Linked DNA regions of Mus musculus: regions 2 and 3 are each linked to region 1. Evidence: chromatin loops called from intact Hi-C (ENCODE). Cell type or tissue: heart. All regions are shown on one strand. Links, peaks and the distances in the headings refer to the core of each region. The heading gives the core; the rest is flanking DNA.

The links. Hi-C counts contacts between places; a loop is a spot of excess contacts. Peaks named below come from ENCODE experiments on the same cell type or tissue, not always from the same donor. Only the 100,000 strongest peaks of a DNase experiment are listed, where the experiment ranks them.
Region 2: a loop joins it to region 1, with 6 times the contacts of the local background. A loop is called at or near these places in 17 of 42 quality-filtered maps.
Region 3: it touches region 1 in a loop (6-fold over the local background); 17 of 42 quality-filtered maps call a loop at or near these places.

Annotation. Positions count from the first base shown.
Region 1 is chr14:43,983,667-43,990,240 of GRCm38, reverse strand. No RefSeq gene overlaps it. Among named protein-coding and RNA genes, the nearest start is that of Ang6, 19 kb to the left of the region's middle. In heart, for the core only: a CTCF peak has its summit at 2,615 (motif pointing right); a DNase peak (open chromatin) is centred at 2,670.
Region 2 is chr14:43,930,513-43,937,086 of GRCm38, reverse strand. It overlaps Gm32482 (a long non-coding RNA gene), which reads right to left and starts at 1,504. Exons shown (of 3, transcript XR_383384.2): 1 at 1,423-1,504. In heart, for the core only: a CTCF peak has its summit at 3,916 (motif pointing left); no DNase peak of the experiment used is centred there.
Region 3 is chr14:43,921,796-43,928,369 of GRCm38, reverse strand. Ear10 (eosinophil-associated, ribonuclease A family, member 10) reads left to right here and starts at 4,774. Exons shown (of 1, transcript NM_053112.2): 1 at 4,774-5,472. The coding sequence starts at 5,002. The coding sequence ends at 5,472. In heart, for the core only: a CTCF peak has its summit at 3,184 (motif pointing left); a DNase peak (open chromatin) is centred at 3,089; H3K4me3 peaks cover 998 bases; H3K27ac peaks cover 762 bases.

The DNA of each region.
Region 1 (6,574 bases), core at 1,366-3,865:
CTAGTAGTAAGTCCTTGGGTTTTTGCTTTCCAAAACTTGATGAATATCATAAGTTGTTGTCTCAAGAAATACTTCTGCACTTGACCTATAAGCCACAGTGAGTATTTTGCTGTCCTAATTGATAGATGTCTTTTGTGCAGAATACATTGTTGAGAGATTGTGTCCAAAACTTGGAATTTCTTCAACCCTTGGATCCTCTTGCAATGACTGCTCTTGACCTACTGACAGATGCACAGTGTCAGTGTAGTATTTGTCAGCTCTGCCAAGTGCTCCGGTTGTCTATGGAAATGACACTGCACAGCTCTTATAAAATTGTCACAGTAACCTGTTTTATAGGGAGTGATTTTTTTGGGAGTGCTAAGGAGTGTTGAGACAGGGTGTCACTCTGGAGCCTGGGTTTGGTTTGATCTTGCTTAGAAATCCAGATTGGATTCATTTTTTCTGTCCTTCTGCCTCAGGCTGGAAGTTGTAGGGTCCCAGACTTGCACTTCCAGACCCAGCTTATGAGCCAGGTTGTAAGCAGCCTGTGCTGCTGTGAGTGGATGTTCAGCTTTAGGAAGTAAAACTCAGCAGCAAGAAGCTAGGATGCCCTGGGCTTGCCCCTGAAGGATGTTTTGGGTCACTATGCCCTTTCCTGTCCTCCTTTCTTCTGCCATGACCTGGAACAGTTTTGCTTTAATACCCAATTCCCATTATGGGCTTTTCTGTACCACAGACCCCCAAACATGAAAGCCAACTGACAGGATGATATCTTTGACACTAGAATCAAAAGAATCTCTGTTTCTTTCAAACCATCTATTTGTCTCATGTATTAATCATGCCTTCGAAAGTTGATTTGTAGCAGATCAGATTTCTGCAAGTACATAGGGACTGCAGAGAGACCTCCCATGCAGACAGGGCTCTGGGTTGGTTGTGTCTGTGAAGGGTTATGCAGCTCCTTTTTGCACTCAGGATTCTGCAGAGTGATTCATATATGTAACTTCAGGGGGACACTGTGGAACTCTACCTCCCTGCCATTCCATACTTGCTGTGCGTGATTGGAACCACGTTGTTGCCTCTGGTCTGGTACAGCATGTCTTCATTCCTGGAGCCATGATTGGCACCACTAAATGTGTTCTTGGGGTACTCATTGAGGGCAGACTGTCACACCCCATGTACTGGATGCATATAGAATGAATAGTGTGATACTCTGGCCTCAGTGTGGAAGTCAGCTCCTTTGGTTGGGATTTTAATTGGAATTAAATTGACTCTGTAGGTCAGTGTGAAAAAAGCAATTCCATGTAACTAAGAACTGAAGCTTCCATTCAATTCTTCCAGAGCCAGAATTGTTGGGGTCCAGAGGGCCTACAGTGCCTTTTGCAAACAGCAACATAGATGTGGTCCCCTGACTGAGGGAACACTGCAGGTACAAGATCTAAATCCTGGGAGGTTGTCCTCCAGGGCACAAAAAGGCCACAAAGGCAGGGAAGTGCAGAAGGAAATCTCAGCAAAGGAGGCAGAGATACTGTTTGCTCAAGCTCTGCTTGCACTGATTGTCTAGTAACTAGCTAGCCTGTGTATCAACAGCATTGGTTAAAAAAAAGTTGTTCTCTCATAAGGAGTCCTCAGAGTTCTGTCTCTCACCATCATTACCCCTCTCCCAGGTCCCTCAGATGCCCACAGCTGTGCCACTGAGGGCTAAAATGATGCCCTCAGTGTTCCTAGGAATATTCTCTAAAGGCCTCATGATGCTCCTCATAAAGTCACCTCACAAGGTTGTTTGCTGATAGAGCAACAGGGCCCCAGAATTTAGGATTCCTCCAGATCTTAGCATAATGGACTCCATTCAGGCTATAAAACTCAGCATGCAGACAGCACTACATGCAAAAATGGAAGCAAAGATCTAATCCGTCAGCTTCCATAGTTATGGGCAAGATTCTGTCTTAGGGTTTTATTGCTGTAAAGAGCCACCATGACCAAGTCCACTCTTTTTTATTTTTATTTTTTTGTTTTTTTCCAGACAGGATTTCTCTGTATAACACTAGCTGTCCTGGAACTCACTTTGTAGACTCGGCTGGCCTTGAACTCTGAGACCTGCCTGCCTCTCCCTCCCAAGTGCTGGGGTTAAAGGCATGTGCCTCCACTGTCTGGCCTAAGTCCACTCTTATAAAGGAAAACATTTATTTGAGTGCTGTGTCCTGTATGGTCACCAGGAAAGGAAACATGCAGGACATGGTTCCTGTTCCTGTAGCAGGGCCAGCCGTGTGTGGGCCTCCACAAGTGCTGATGGTGTAAGGCTTGTTTGTTAAGTTAGTGGTAGGTGTCCCCTCCCTCACCAATACCACACTGAGTTTTCTGAAAGCTGCTCTACTCAAGTGTCAGAGGAAAGGAACTATAAAGGGTGCAGGCAAAAGGAACCCACCCATAGACTCACCCACCCATCCTTCTGAAATCCCCCAGAGGAAGAAAGCATGGAAGTCTTGAAATGTCACATGTCAACAAGAACAGAGAGAAACGTTAAAGGTATGTATATATGTATGTACACATATTATACATGTATATTTATATGTGTGGGGGGTGTGGTGGATGTATGGGTGTTTTGCCTGCATCTGTCAACCTCATGCGCAGTGCCCATAGAGGCCAGAAGAGGGCGATAGATTCTTCTGGAACTGCAGTCCCTGACTTGCTAGCTGCCATGTGGATTCGAGGGCACTCAAACCTGGATCCCCTGGAGGAGCAGCCAGGGCTTTTAGGAGCTGAGCCATCTTTTCAGCCTGCTCAGAAACTTTCTTATCAATTCCCCTACCAGTGAGACACAGACCTGCCACCAGAACAGCTGACCTGATCGTGAACTTTCAGTAACTGCGGTGGGCTCAGGGTTTTTCCAGAGGAGACTCCACAGCTCTTTTCTGATTTGTTTCATTTCTTTTTAAACCCTATTTGTACACCACAATGAGCCCATTAGAACCCAGGTGGTCTGGGCTTGGAACTCGGAACACAAAATGTGAAAGAACAGGAAATAAAAGAAATGAAACGAAGATTTCAAAGCCCATCTGTGCACACCAGTGGGAAGGAGCTTGCTTGCCCTTCGTTCCCCTCCAACTCCTGTTTTCTGGAGAGGAGGAAGCCTGAAGACTACAGGTCTAGCTCCCAGATCTCATTTGTTGGAAAACAAAGACTGCCTTCAGAGATCAGCAGGGACAGACCAGCTGGAGCTCCCTCATCTAAGGCTTCCATCCCGGAGAGAGTGCTCTCTCAAGTCATCGTCCAGGACTGACTAGAAGCTGCAGAAAGAGGGCAGCTCAGTCCCTCTCCAGCATCTTAGACTCTGGACTTGAGCTGTGGACAGGAGCTCTTTCCAGCCTCAGAGACCTGCCGCACTGGTTCATTTAAATCCTGTGTGATGATTCGTTTTAACTTGTTGGATCCAGTTAAGGTGGTTAATTCTGAACTGACAGGTAAGCACATTGCTGCTTGGAGTGTTTGATTTCTCTCCGTTCCATCCTTTGAGGAGGGTGGGACAAGAAGCCAGTTGGTGTCAGGTGAAGGCAAGCCGCCTCAGTCACTGCAGTTTATTTCCAGAGATTTTCTTTCAGTGACGTTTCCTCTTCTGTGTACACCAAGACACTGTGGCAACCGTGTAGAGCTAGATGAGTGTTAGGTATGTAGACGGCATTCGCAGGCTTGGAAGCTGTTGAAGATGGATTTTTCTGTCATGGTTAGTTTTGGATCCCACCGCTCATTAACCAGAAGGGGCTTTTTCAGGCCCATTAAGGAAAACCTGGTTCAAAAAAAAAAAAAAAAATGGAATCTGACTTCTTCCTCTAGCTCTGGGTTGAGACTTGACCCTTGGATCTGCTCCAAAGATCAGATGGCCTCCTGCTCCATCTCCTTCCCCTCTCCCCAGGCCCTCTTCTTGGCTGCCTATGGCCATGGTGCCCCACCTCTCCTAATCTCCCATTTCCAGGCCCAATCATGGCTGCCTGTGGCTCTGAGGCTCTGCTAATAAAGATCACCTGAAGGGTGACTGACCTCAGTTGCTTTCTCTGAACCTGCGCTGTTTCCTAAAATACAGCAGGGATTATTCCTTAGGAAAGTTGAATCACAAGACTGCAGAGATGGAAGAATAATAACCCTTAATGATAATTCAAGGCAGTTACGCACACATCTCCACCTGGAAGCCTGCCTTCTTTCCCAAGTTTTAACCAAAAGATAAAAATAAAAAAAATAAAAAATAAATAAAAAAACAAAAACAACAACAACAACAAAAATACCTTTTCCTTTGGCTACTGACCTCCCACACACGCCTGAGTGTTCTCTCTCTGCCTGGACACTACTGACCTCCCACATGCTGAGCTTTCTCTCTCTGCCTGGACACTTTTTTTTTTTTTTTTTTTTTTTTTTTTGCAGACGCTTACTGACATATGTTGCTGTCTCATACTTAAAAGGCAAGACTTTTCTGTCTCCTTCATTTCCCTCTTAGTGGATGTGCTGGGATGGCCAGTTTGCCTGCCTCTCTGTGTTTTGTTTTTTGTTTTGTTTTTTTTTTTCCTAAATTTTGATAAAATGAGCTTTCTTCTGAGTATATTTAAAAATTCCTTTATTAGGGAGACCAGTAGAAACCTGTAGAAAGGAACCCAAATTGCACAGTAATAAGCATCTTTCTCAATCTGTTTTCTGAGATGCAGAGAACTTGGGTATTGCACCAAGGGACAGCCTGAGACACCCCCCCCACACACACACACACCTTGCAACTTGTCAACTGAGGGAGCTGATTAAGGAGAAGCAAGCAGTCTTAGCTCTCACTCCAATGTATTAGGAAGGATTTATGAAGGAGATAATGGCAAATGTTCTAAAAGCTAAAGCCTTTAAGAAACAGTCTCTCTCTCTCTCTCTCTCTCTCTCTCTCTCTCTCTCTCTCTCCCTCAATCTCTCTCTTTGACAGCCTCTCACAGCAGAGGTTGAGTCTGGCCTCCAGTCCTTTAGCCCTCATATGTAAAAAGGGAGTGTGCAGACTAATCCTCGTTAGTGGTCCCCAGTTATACATCTGTTGATTGCATGAGTCCGTGTGTGGATAAGTTGGTTTCTACATGTTCTCTAAAGGGGACACACACACACAGGAGTTATTGACTTACAGGGTACAATAGTCTAGGTATTTCGACAAATGTCTGTCTTGCTTTGGAGAGGCAGAGAACCCGAGAGACTCTCAGTCCACAAGCCTGCATGTCTCTGTTAGCATTCCTTCTAGGCTCTGCCCAGAAGTTACCTGGAAATAGCATGGTAGGCCTGGCTTACTTACAAAGAGGCTGCTTGCCCACTCCTTGATCTCTTATTCTCTCTAACTGACTTCTCTCCCTGACTCTTTCTTTCCTCTCCGATTCCCCCTACCCCCTCTCTCCACATGTTCCTGGCTGGCTGTGACTCTTCTCATTCTATCTCTGTCTCTGACTCTGACTCTGTCTCTGTCTCTGTCTCTGTCTCTGTCTGTGTTTCTCTCTCTCCCTGTCTTTCTCTGTCTGTACTCCCTTCTCAAGTCCCCTTCCCTAAATAAACTCTATTCTACTCTATACCTGTTGTATGGCTGGCCCCTCAAGGGGAAGGGATGCCTCAGCATGGGCCCACAGAGGCACCTCCTCCCACAGCCCCATACCTGGCTCTACAGACATATTCTGCTCTCTTTTAAATAAACCACAACAGTCTCAGCAGCCCCAATTGAAGCTGGAAGCCTAAAGTATTCCTGGAGATCCGTCTACGTTAGAAACTGTAAGAAGGTGATTCTTAGAGTGTCAAAGGAATGTTTTAGCAACAGGATAGAAGAACTTGTCAGTGAGCGTGGGGACAAGCAGGCAGGAAAGAGTTTCTTTCTTCCCTGACGTTTTATTAGAGTTCAAGCCAAAGGTGCCTGCCTGCCTGCTTCAAATAACATGATCTAGAAAGTCATTCCTGGGAATGCCCAGGGTCTACTCTAGCTCCACTCCCTGCCCTGGTCATGTCTGTCTGTGTTCTGCTCTCAGGGTCTTTCTGCCCTACCTTCTTCTGCTTCTATGTTTCTGCCCCCCCCCCGCACCCCCCCCCCCCCCCCAATCCTTTAGTATGCAGCCTGGCACAGCAAGAGAGCCAGGCCACTACACCTCCAGGGAGTTGCTGCTTTGGCCAGCAGGGGGCGCACCTTCACCTGGTTCCAGCCCACAAGGAGTACAGAACTGAAGCATAAACGTGGTCTAACTCTCAAAGAGCAGATTTCTGAGCTTATTATTGCCATCACAAACCCAGACGTTTTAGTGTTGATCTTTCTCTCTTCAGACTTACACTGTGGCACTTTACAAATGCAGAGAAGGAGTAGGTTGTGTTTGCTGATGTGACCAGCTTTACAGTTTGGCTGCACAGGAAAGAGCTTTTCTGGAATCAAGAATCTAGAATCCAACCAAGCTTCTCCCGGGAATGAAGTTCTTGCAACCGCAGCAGGGCAGCTGATAAGTGGGACAGACTGCATCTATTCCTTCATTCCTAGATCCATGGTCCTGTCTAAATAGGCTACATGGGAAGGTTTGATAACCTCACTTCAGAGTATGGCCCTTAAACTGCCCCTTCAGCT
Region 2 (6,574 bases), core at 2,536-5,035, 54 kb after region 1:
GGAATTGAAGAAAATTGATAGAGTTAGTAGTCTGAGGTGGGGTAGGAGATAAGGCCCATGTGTTTGGAGATAGGGCTGTGACTGCACCTCCTGAACTCATAGGCATCTCAGAACAACCATCTAAAAAGGGGACTGTGTGCCTGCTTGATCTCAACCCAGGGCTTGGATGTTTGAACCATCTCTTCTCAGAGTTGATGGAGGGGGTGGAGAGGGTTAAGAGGAGAGGTGGGGGAAGTCTTATTCGATGGGCGTGATCAAGAGGGATGATGGCCGCCATGAATTTGAAGTAGGTTGTTTGCTCCTTTGAGGCCCACTGAGATCCATCTCCTGGGTTCTCACCTGCCCACAGGCCTGCAGGCCTCTTGTCCCTCTCATTCAGGCTCATCAAGTCTCCCCAGAGAGCTTTTGGAGGTACCAAAATGCTTCTCACACTTCCACAGAAAATGGTCCACCTCTATTCTTCTTAGTGACTAAAAGTCAAAGCTCTTATATCTACCCCGAATTCCATTACTGTTGAGACCAGAAATGGTAGGGAGAGGGGCATCAATTCTCAGAAGGTGGGATGTTAAGATGGAGATGCCCACACATCTCCTTCCCTTTGTCCTCTTGATGTGTTGTGTTATTGCTCAGAAATTGTTCCGTACTCTTTATGGTGAGCTGTAGTGAAAGATTTTCTATGTATTGTTATAATCATTAGATAGTGCTTACATAGAAATGTTTGGACTGCCTTGTCCAGAAACTTCAGTTAGGGTGGTGGTCTCTTTTATTGTGACCCCAAACTTATTTGTTTTTAGCAGGGTAGAGGGAAGAGAGAGAAGATTTTGAGACTTTTCTCAGACAGAAGCAGTAAGCCACAGGGCAACTAAGGACTGATTTTTCTAGAGAAGTGAGAGTCATCCTCAGGGGACAGAAACAAGGAAAGGTATCAGGACTCTAAAGGTCAAAGCAGCTCTGGGCACAGATGGCCAAGACTGAAGTTATTGGTTAATAGAAGGATCCATGTTCCCAAAGGAGCCAGGCTGAGCTCTCTGTGTGCTTCTGCATTGAGCCCCTCAGGTGGCTGCAGCCTCAAGTGCCTTCCATTCCATTTGCAAGAAGCACTTCTGTGCTGCATGGTGCTAATGGTGAAGTGAAGGAATGCAGGAGACAGAGGGTGTGCAGTGACTAGGGGTTGCCCTCTGTCCTCCAGATCTAGTTTCCCAGATGGAACCATCCTGCAAAGTCTTCTGAAAGAGTTGTGCATGAAGAATTTGCCTTCCTAGGGCTTCCTTCCTTCCTTTTTTCCTTTCTTCCTTCCTTTTTTCCTTCCTTCCTTTTCTTTTTTTCTTCTTTGCTTCCTTTTTTCACTTTTTTTATTCCCCACTCCCAGTATGTATGTGTGTGTAAATGTTTTCTGTGGAAGTCTGAGAATTATTTCAGCACCTTAAAAACTCCCTGGGGAGGCTTGATGAGTCTGTGTGAAGCAGGGGGATAAATGCAACTGCATGCTTGTGGGCAGAGGAGAAGCCAGGAGGTGGATCTCAGTGGGCCTGAAAGAAGAAAACAGCCTACTTCAAAGTCATGGCTGCCATCATTTCCCTTGAATGTGCCATCTAGTAAGACTCCCCATATCTCCTCTCGCCCCTCTCCACTCCTACATCAACTCTGAGAAGAGATGGTTCAAACATCCAAGCCCTGGGTTGAGATCAACTGGCACACAGTCACCTTTTCCAGATGGTCAACCTGACTGGCAAGTCCAGCAGGTGCAGTCACAGCCCTGTCTCCAGAACACACAGGCCTTATCTCCTACCCTACCTCAGACTACTATCAGTTTTCTTCAGTTCCTAGGAAAGAGGCTCAATCCCCAGATCCCCATTCCCACTTTATCAGTTCTGCGTCTCCCTAAATGGATCAAATATTGCCCAGTGTGCCAGAACAAACACATGTGGCACTCTCCCCCTCTCTTTGTGTTTTGTATTGTTGCTGTTGTTTTTGTTAAAGCATATTCTTCTCAGACAGAAGCATTAGGCCACAGAGCATCTAAGGTCTGTCTTTTCTGGACAAGTGAGCATCATCCTCAGGGAACAGACCAAGTTTTCTGTTAGCCTTGATACATACTTAGGAACAAAGTCTTGGAAATCCACAATCATAAGAGATATTTATATTTCTGCATTTCATTTCTAAAATTAAATGGTGTTGGTGTCTGCAGTGATGGCTCTGTTGTTAAAACCACATGGTACTCTTCCAGAGAATCAAGTTTGGTTTCAGCACCTATGCTGGGTAGCTTTTCACTTCCTGTAACTCCATTCCAGGGCACCTGGTCTCGTGTAATAGCATCTGTTGGCATGTTCATACACATGTGATCAGACACACAGAGACTCATTATTACAAATAAGCCTTAGGTGTCAGTGAGATGTCAGTGATTAAGAGAACTTCCCCTCTTCCATATTCTTTCCCTTGCAGAGGACAGCAGTTTGTCACCAGGAGTCCACAACTGCAGATAACTCCAGCTCCAGAGAAATCAGACGCATGTTTGGTTTTTATAGGACCTGTACATGCATGGCACATGGGAGTGCACATACATGAGAAAGTTAAAAGATAAACCTTAAACACTGCATTTAGAATCAATAACAAAAAAACTGTACTCATGGCATAGATCATAGTATTTTTCTGATTGGTTCCTGTAAAAGATCCCTTTCTATATTTCCATCTAACCCAATTTGCTCCAGAACTAGTACTAATGGTCTAGTTTTACAACATGGACCCTTAAGAGAACTTCACTTTATCTAAGATGCCAGAGTTACTATTAGCCAATGTTTTAAAAGATATTCTAAATGTAATAGAATTTTTATTTGTTTTTCTTTGTGCTGGAGTTTGATCCTGGAGTCTTGTGTACTCTGTCAATGAGCTACATTTACAGCATCAGATAGATAAAGAGTTTTGGCTTCAGTAGTTTAAATGCCTCATTAAGATTTTTGTTATCCAAACCTTCCTTGCTTTCCAATCTACTGACACATCTCCAGAACTGCTCACAATTCTGCTGTGAAGTACAGCCAGAGTAACACCCTAATAGTAAGTCCTTTGGTTTTTCTTTCCAAACTTGATGAATATAATATGGTATTGTCTCAATAAATAGTGCTACACTTGACCTATAAGCTACAGTGAGTATTTTGCTGTCCCAATTGATAGATGTATTTGTGCAGATTCCATTGGTGAGAGATTGTGACCAAAACATGGATTTTCTTCAACCCTGGGATCCTCTTGCCATGACTACGATTGACCTACTGACTGAAAGTTTCCCAGTGTCAGCAGTGTTCTTACTGCTAAGCTGTCTCTCCACCTCAACAGATTTAAAAAAATGGTGTGGGGGGCAGTGAGAAATAGACATTCCATCTCATGTTTATCCCCGTGGAGATGCTAATCTCTGAGACAGGTGTTAGCATTTTCTCCCTTTGCTCTCTTTCTTCTATGTATCTAGGGTGTCTTATGCTCTCCTGCACTGTAAACTCTCTGAGAAGCAGATGTTACAGGCATTGATCTGAATCTGGGCAGGAGCTCTTGGGGTTTAAGGGAGGTGGTGAGATTCGTTGTTTATTGTCCATGTTTTTGTTTGCTGTTTTGCTTTATTATCATGGTTTACTATCTCGAGCTTATCCCTGTCCCACAGGAAATAAACACAGGACACGCCAGGTTCTTCCGTGGTTAACTTTTACTTCTATATCATATTGAGGTAGACAAAGAAGGCTCAGAAAGTGTGTGGCTTAATTACTTTTGGTGACGTGTCTAAACTAGGACTGGTAGCAACACCCATGATCCTCATGCACCCTGGGGATAGGTTAAAGCCCCCAGGGGTTGGGCAAAAGCCCTGGGAGATGGACTGGTGACTTTGGCGGGCTGTGCTCTCACAGCTGCGCACAAAGAGGTTTACCACCATCTAGTGGCGGCACATATATTGCAGCCCTTTACATCTCCCCCTCTATAATTTATTAAAATGAGGCTTGTCTAGGCCTATGTAGTTAGGTCCATCTGCTGTGGCCCCTGTTTTAGGTCGTTCCTCCAATGTCACAGCCTTACCCGTTATCGGGTAACCCTATCACCACCGGGCCCCATTGTCTTAGGTTGGTCTGTGCATGAGGAAAGTTGCCCGTCTTTGGATATCACAGTGCTGTGTGACTATAACTGCTAAATGGCCTAGGGTGAACTCTACAAAAGAGGCCAGCCAGAAATGAATTAGTGGGGAAATCATGATCACCTTATCACATGTAATGAGGAAACCTCAGCAATGCACACGGGCTGATCAATGATTGTTGAGTTTCTCTCATCTCAATGCAATGTATCCACAATTTTGTGGGATGAAAAGACAGAGAACTCAAATGCCAACTAATTCTTGAGAATAGATAGCCAAATTTCAGGGGAGGTGCCTTCCTCTATGGCAGCAAGTGCTTGAGCAATTACCACCTTGTCACGTTTCTGTTGAGATCTGAGTTTGCATACCAGCCATAGAAGAAACACTAGTCCACAACACAGGGTTGCACCGAACAGGCCCACTCCCACCCACTCTTTAAAATGTGAGAATGCAGAGGACATCCAGGAAGAAAGTCCTTTGATTCCATAGATCAATGATGGGTCCACTCGCATAGAATTAATTGTCATCACTGCTGTACGTAGCGCCTCAAGCTTTTCGTCAAATCCTTCAGACCAGTTTCCTGTAAGAAACAAAGACAATTCTTTAGATAGATTAGCTGCATGTGTCCAATTTTCATATTGGACACTAGCAATACATAAGGCTCCTGATTTTTTATCACAGCCAAGCTGAGCCAATTGGAGCAGAATTTCCAGCCTTTCCTCCACCAGGTCAATGGGCTGGTTCACTATCATTAGCCCACCTTTTAATTGGGCACTGAGCACTGAATGTTGATCGATCGCCTCTGCCACAGAGGAGGACAACTGCTGGACAGTTGTACTTGATTGGACTGATGTTGCCATAGCAATTCTAGCAGCTGTAGCTGCCGCTGCACTGGCAGCCATTGTCATCACAACGGCTGCAGTGATACCAAAGTCTCGCTTTTGCCTGTGTAAGGTTATGGTGGAAGGAATCTCCACGGGGACAGGAACCCATCGTGGAATCTTGGCAAGCATTGCACGGCTGGCCCACTTAAGGCTCCAGCATTGTGACATCCAGCAGGTTTCATTAGTACAGGATTCAAAGGAACCATTAGAAAGAATAAACAAGAAAGGGGTGTACACACAAATTGGAGTAGGTAAATAATTAGTTTGCTTTATCAGTGTCTTATTAAATCCAGTGATTTTAGTAGTAGAATTTTGATAAATGGTTCTATCAGGTAACAGAACTTGATGAAACTGAGCAAATTTTGAAATACCATTAAAAATCGCTTTTCCAGCAGTTCCTCCTTGGAGGAAAACCAAGGGATTAAGATCTGTACAGCTACCATTAATCCCACAAAGTACCCATTTATGAAAAGGATGCATTCTAAAGTCCTGTATGAAAAGTCCCTTTTTCATAACATATTTCTGCTCTGGGTCATCTATCATGTTGGGAGAAAAGGAAAAGGTTTTACTCTGATCTGCCCAACGAGTGACAGAGGATTGACAATCAGACCAAGGCAGGATCAGCCCTTCATCTTCCAAGCTACAATGAGGAGCCATTTTTGGTTGATTGGGACGTTCTTTGTCTGAAAAGTTAGGTGGTAGAAATGTACCATTAACCCAAATTGCCTCCTGCCAGAAGGTCCGATTTGTAAGGGTTATATCTCTGTTGGAAGTGTCTTGGGTTATTTTCACCACGCCTCCTCGATACTTAAAAAACATTCCCAAAGCTCGGCTGGTGAGTCTGATACAATTTTCTAATTCATAAATTTGGAAACAGAGAGAACCTCGTTCCCTTAAAGAGCGTTTTTCTCCCAATGGTGCCCAGATAGGGTCAAATGGTAGGTATCGCAGGCCTAAAGTTTTATTGGTCGTAAAAAACTTGGGAAAAACAGCTGTATTATGACGGACAGGCATGGGCTTAGGGAAAGCAGACAGAATTGCCCATCTATACTCTCCAAATATACTAGGAACCCAAATCCACAGAGGTAGCACGAGGACTAGAGGTAGTTTCCAAGGGATCCATCCGGGAGTCATCTTCAGGTGTCAGAATTCTCCGTGTCAGTCGTTCCGGCAGCCAGAATGGGTTGTCTTCTTCCTGTGGGAAAACACAAACATCTCCCCTGGATCTTATTAATATAGGATCTGGGCCTTTCCAGAGACCAGTCAAAACATCTTTCCATTTTACCATCTCTTTTGGCCTGTCAGGCTCTGAACAGTGACGTTTAGCCGCAGTATGGCCTTTGAGCATCAAGGTTTAAAAAATTAAGAGTGAAGAGTGCCATAGAAACAGCTACTCTTGGCACTGTGGGTAGAACTTCCTGGAATCCCCCCTTTTGTTTAATAAGGTAGGACTTGAGGGTGCGATGGGCACGTTCTACAATGCCCTGTCCTTGAGGATTATACGGAAGACCAGTCAGATGAGTCACTTCCATCTGGCGACAGAACTGTTGAAATTTTTGAGAGGTGTAAGCTGGTCCATTGTCTG
Region 3 (6,574 bases), core at 2,046-4,545, 63 kb after region 1:
TCAAGTCTACCCTGCTCTCTTTTCTCTAATTTATAGCCCATTTTCTTCATCATTTGAACAGTTTGTGGTGAGTACTCATTAGTCAAGGTTATTCCTAGTGCCTGTAAAATGTCTCTCCCCCAAAGATTAACTGGGAGTGGTAAGACATAGGGAGTAAACCTTCCCGTTTGACCTTCAGGTGCTTGCCAGCTCAGAGTTCGAGAGCTGATAGTGGGGCAGGACTGATAGCCTAACCCTTGCAAAGAATGTGATGACTGAGTAACGGGCCAAGCTTTTGGCCACCAGTGGGAAGAGATGATACTTTTATCTGCTCCTGTATCTAGAATCCCTTTGAAGTGTTTCCCTTCTATAACTAACTCTAAAGCTGGCCTGGAATCAAGAGGCATTATTAAGTAAGCAGAATTATTTTCAGCAGAGCCAATTTCTCTAGCACCTTGAAGGACACCAGGGGAGGGGGAGTAGCCATGTAGGCTTGGCAAGATTATTAGCTGAGCTATTTTATCTCCTTGTGCTATAGAAAAAACACCTTGAGGACAGGAACAAAGAACTTGAAGTTCCCCCTCATAGTCTTGATCTACGACTCCAGGATGGATAATGAGGCCTTGTAAAGCCAAGGAGGCCTGGCCCAGTATTAGGCCAACACTTCTGGATGGCAGAGGCCCTTTGAAGTCAGTGGGAATGGGCTGCATACCCATTGAGGGTGTCAGCATGAATCGACTGATGGCACAGAGATCCACTCTTGCTGAGACTTCTGCAGCTCTGTGGACTGTAGTGTCCGCCTGTTGTGAGCTGGGATCCCATATGTTTTGGGGCCCTGAGACCTGGGGCCCAGAAACTCATTTTTTTGAATTGTCTTCACTTCTTTCTGCCTGAGGTCCAGACTGAATAAATCTGCCTCTGACGTCTTTTATTGAACGACACTCACTGGCTCGATGATAGCCTTTTCCACACCTGGTACATAGCCCTAGCACTTTCCCTTTTACGAGTGCCTGGCAGTCCCTTCTCATATGCCCTGGCTTGCCACAGTTATAGCAGACCCTGTTATTACTATTTGTATCTGAACGCCTTTGGCCCTGCAGGATGGCAGCCGATAACCCTGCATTAGATAAGGGGCCTCCAAGCTCACGGCATACCCTTAACCAATCTTGCAGTCCTTTGCTCTTTCTGGGTGTAATTGCTGCTCTGCATTCTTGAGTGGCTTGCTCATAAATTAACTGTTCCACTAAAGGTATTGCCTGTTCAGAGTCTCCAAAAATTCTGCCTGCTGCCTCTGTCATTTTAGCTACAAAGTCTGAGAATGACTCCTGAGGATTTTGTATAATTTTTGTCAAGTATCTTCCAGACTCTCCCTTTTTGGAAAGTGCCTTCCACACCTTAATGGCAGCAGTGGAGATTTGATTGTATGCTCCCCAATCATAATTCGTCTGATTATTAGCATATTGCCCTTGTCCTGTTAATAATTCAAATGTCCAATTTCTCTGATTGCCTTCAGCAATGGCATTGACTTTGGCCTGTGTCTGAGAAGCATCATGCCACAACGCTTTCCACTCCATATATTGCCCCATATTAGGGAGTGCAGCCTTCACTGTTGTCTGCCAGTCTCCTGGGGTCATGGCTAAAGTAGCAAATCTTTCAATTTGGGAGATAGTGAAGTTGGTACTAACTCCATAATTGCGAACCGACTCAGCAAGTTCTTTTATCTGAGTATACTCCACGGGGGCGTGTACTCGCCCTCCATCTGCAGCTTCAAAGACAGGAAATGCCTGATATAATTTTTTCTTTTTCTCCTTTGAAAGAAAAGAATCAGAATAAAATTTCTCCACATAAGGTGGAGGTGTATTGAGACTAGAAGGCCCAGAGGTGGCCTGCTCTGTGTCTCCAGTAACTTTTAATTTTTTCTCTGATTTCTTCACTCGCCTTTCCTCTGGATGGTATCTTTCTTTTTTTTATAATGAGCTGCCTCATAATGTGACTCCTCTTCCTCAGAGGAGCTAAGCTCATCTGCTTTTAAACTATTAAGCTTCAAAGCCTCTAGTTCCTTTACCGGATAAAGGCTTTTCCTTTTCTGAACTTTCTCCTTTTCCTTTTTCTCTCCCTGAGGATTTATCCTCAAAATTTTTCACTTCCTCTGACTCAAGGTCTCTGGAAGGGCTTTTTTTCTTGTGCACATTTTCCTTTTTTAGAGCTCTTAACCTTTCATTCCATTCTGTTTCTGCCATACTGTCCTGTGCTTCTTCTAATATTGCCTGCCCTGTTATTATTGCTGGATGGCATCTCTCATCCTCCAGGCACGATCTCACCAGTTTCCATAATGACATGGTCCCTGCCTTTAATTTCCCATTCTGTTGTTTCTTAGCTAAGTCTTCCCTTAATTTCTCCCAAGAGGAAAGAGTTAACGACCCTGAACATGTGTACCAAGGTGATATACGTTCTATTTCCCTAATGAACGTTTCTAAGGTTCTTGTAGAAACTTTTATCTCTTGCTGTTTTAAAACAGAGTGGAGAGCTGTAGTTACAGAATGTGAATTTCCCATACTGCTCCCTTATCTACGAGAGGCTTAAATATGAGACAAGCACTGCGGCTTATTTATGTCCGTCTGACCGTGCTTAACAGCATTCAAATCTTTTTCTTTCAGCGCCACTTCTGGTGAGTGCAGGATCAAACCGGGAGAAATAGGGTTAACACAGCCAGCATGAGAACAAAAGGCTTTTAGTGCCGCCTTCCAGTTAAGGGGAGGGATTAAGAAGGATCAGAGTTACTTACAAAGACCAGTATGCTCTCGGAATTTTATCTCCACCACGGTTCTGAACCTGCTTCGATTAGAAGGGTCTCCTCTGGTGCTGCGCGTTGTTAAGGCGTTTTTTCCCGAGTTTCGGCACCAAGTATCTCGAGCTTATCCCTGTCCCGCAGGAAATAAACACAGGACACGCCAGGTTCTTCCGTGGTTAACTTTTACTTCTATATCATATTGAGGTAGACAAAGAAGGCTCAGAAAGTGTGTAGCTTAAATACTGTTGGTGACGTGTCTAAACTAGGACTGGACGCAACACCCATGATCCTCATGCACCCTGGGGATAGGTTAAAGCCCCCAGGGGTTGGGCAAAAGCCCTGGGAGACGGACTGGTGACTTTGGCGGGCTGTGGTCTCGCAGCTGCGCACAAAGAGGTTTAGCACCATCTAGTGGCGGCACATATATTGCAGCCCTTTACAGTTTACGTTTATTGTTATGGTGGGTGCACACATACCACAGCACACTGTGTGAGGTCATTTATGTGAAAGTCAATGGACAACTTATAGAAGTTGGTTCCCACCTTCTGCCATATGGATTCTGCAGCTCAAATTCAGATCATTAGCAGTGCCTTTTATCACTGCTGTGATAAAATAGGGCAAAACCAACTTGTATAAGAATGGGTTACCTTTGGTTTACAGCTCCAGGCAGACACTGAAACACAGTCCAGCATCTGTCAAAGTTACAACAGCAGGCATGGAAGTCCCACTAGTAGGAAAAGAGTTAGTCACATTATATCCACACTCAAAAAACAGACGAGCCAGGCATGAGGCTAAGCTATGGAGCCTCAAGACTTAACTTCAAAGACCTCCTCCACAACTTTCTGAAAACAACTGGGGACAGTGCCCCCGCAGGGTTTGGACACACAGATTCTTGTGTGATATTGGGAACCTAATTAAGACAAAGCATTAAAACCAATTCCCAACAGAAAAGATGAGATGTTGGGATATAGAAAGTGTTAACTCAGGAATACCAGAGGGAGTGTGTGCTAGCCCCAGGGAGAATTGGAAGTGCCCAACCACTGAGCTAGTAAGGCATATCAAAAGTCAGCCAGCATGTGTGTGTCTTTCATTCATGAAACCAGGTCTCTTGAGCAGCTACAGAGCTATGAATGCTCCCACCTGGAGCTCAGAGCAGATTAACAATTTACCACTATGCTTAACCACTGAGTCTTCTCTCCAATCCCTCTTAAATTTCTGTTTAGTGTTATAGGGGATGTGGAAAACAGAGGTCAGCTTTGTGGAATCTATTCTCTTTTTCTATCTTTACATAGGTTCTAGGAATCAAATTTGTATTGCAAGACAGGAATAGCAAGTGCCTTTGCTGGTTGCTCCACCACCTCACTCCACCCTCACCCTTATCTCCATATTCCTTGGTAGCAGGATTCACATTGTTAAGACCTAGGTATAATAGCAAAGCCAAGATGGAATGTTAAGGCCTAAGTGAAAATATCAGGCCTTGGTAACTGTTTCCTGGCTAGCCTGTTATTTTGTGCTGTTACTAATATTATAAGGAAACTTTCGCATGTGTTGTTTCTGCTGTAACTAGAAAACTTTCTCATGCCAAGTTGATTAAATATTCTGTGCCCTTGGAAATCATGATAAAAGGCAATGGAAATGCTTTGTATAGGTGCCCACATAACCTTAAAACTGAACCAAAAACTCAGCAGTACTTCCTGCATCTGTGTATAACCCCTTATGGTATAAACTTGTCTGTTCCTTACTGAAAACAGTTGCAAAGCCTACAGCCAATCAAAAGGCAATACAGAGATTTCTGTGTAGAGTTCCAATTCAGACTTAAAACTGCCCTGCACAAGAGGGCTTGGAATTTCTTCCTTACAATGGAGCCAGCAGCACCATGGCTTGGCCAAGTGAAGAAACAGAAGGCTGGTTGCACAAGTAGGCAATGTACCAATCTGTACATTCTGCACCAACTTCACCCACAGAGCCTGCTGTATATCTATGGGCCCAAGTGGAAGTCACCCATTATCCCTGATTTCCAGGACATCCTGCACTCACTTCCACGGGAGCAACAAAGCAGACAGGGTAAGACACCGACTGTCTATGCCCGAGACAGGGTGGGCAGGTGATGGGACAGTGTCCAGGAAATGTGGCACTGTGAACCCACAGTGACAGCAAGGGCCTTCAGGTAGACATAGGGAAAACTGAGGCAAGGTGGGAGCAGTCACTTCTCTTCTGTCCTCATAGGAAACATGGGTCCAAAGCTGCTTGAGTCCCGAATTTGCCTCCTGCTGCTGCTAGGACTTGTCCTAATGCTTGCCTCATGCCTGGGACAAACCACTTCCCAGTGGTTTGCCATCCAGCATATCAATAATAATGCCAACCTCCAATGTAATGTTGAAATGCAGCGTATTAACAGGTTTAGAAGAACATGTAAGGGCTTAAATACTTTTCTTCATACAAGTTTTGCTAATGCTGTTGGTGTGTGTGGAAATCCAAGTGGCTTGTGCAGTGACAATATAAGTCAAAACTGTCATAATAGTTCATATCGGGTACATATAACTGTCTGTAACATCACCAGTTGGAGGAGAACACCTTATACCCAATGCAGATACCAAGCTAAAAGATCATTGGAGTACTACACAGTTGCCTGTGACCCCAGAACTCCACAGGACAGTCCCATGTATCCAGTGGTTCCAGTTCACTTGGATGGGACATTTTAGCTCCAGTGCCAGCAGTTTGTACCTTCGCTCATCTGCTACTGCTGAGAACATAGTATTGAAGAGATTATTACTCTGTCTGCGCTCCATATCAGCACCTGTCCTCTTGAAACCTGTCCCTGACTCCCTTTAATTTAGCTGAACAGATCTTCACTTACTAATAAACATCTTTGCATACAAATCTAGATCTCTGGTATCTCTGTGTCTGATAGTGTTCTGAAGAGAGGAAGGGGAAGAGACACACACAGAGAAGTAAGTGTGTGTGTGTGTGTGTGTGTGTGTGTGTGTGTGTTGAGGCAGGGCCTTATACCAATTGAGACATCTTCCCAGTCCCTGGAAACAAATGAATCTGAGAAGAGATGGAATCTTTCCCTAAAGTTCCCACACAGCATCTTACCTGAAGTTTCTCTGTGGGAAAGAAGTGGCTGGCAGAGGAGACCAGGGAATTGGGATCTCTCTGTGAGGCTATCCCTTGCCTTCTCCCTGCATAGCTGTCCTTAGAGATCAATTGTGAGATCATTCAACACAAACCAGGAAGGACAGACTCTAAGATAAGGGAACTGGAATCTGCACAGTAAAGAGATGAATAATGAGAGGTTCTGCCCTGGGGTTACAGATGATTGTAAGCTACTTGGGAACTAGGAATGAAACAAGTAGGTCCTCTGCAAGAGCAGTCAGTGTTCTTACTGCTGAGATATCTCTCCACCTCAATGGATTTTTAAAAGTGGTGTGTGTGTGTGTGTGTGTGTGTGTGTGTGTGTGTGTGTGTGTACTTATATGTAACCATACATGGATTTAGATGAAAAGCAAAGATGAAATCTTACAGAAAGTGTAAAATAGGGGAGTAGAATACATGGAATAGGAAAGCAGAAGCTGGGACTGTGTGAAATCAGAGAACCAGCCACACAGGGTGAGGAAGTGCAAGACAGGTCAGGTAGGCAGAGGAATGAAGGAGAAATTATGATTACACAAGTGAGTGAAATGTCCATGATGAACACCACTACTTTGTATCTAAGCTTTACACAGACAAGAAGCAGGAAGTGGATCTTCAAACTGTCCTTTCTGGGGTGGCCCATCCATCTGAGAAGACAGAGGCTCAGCATCC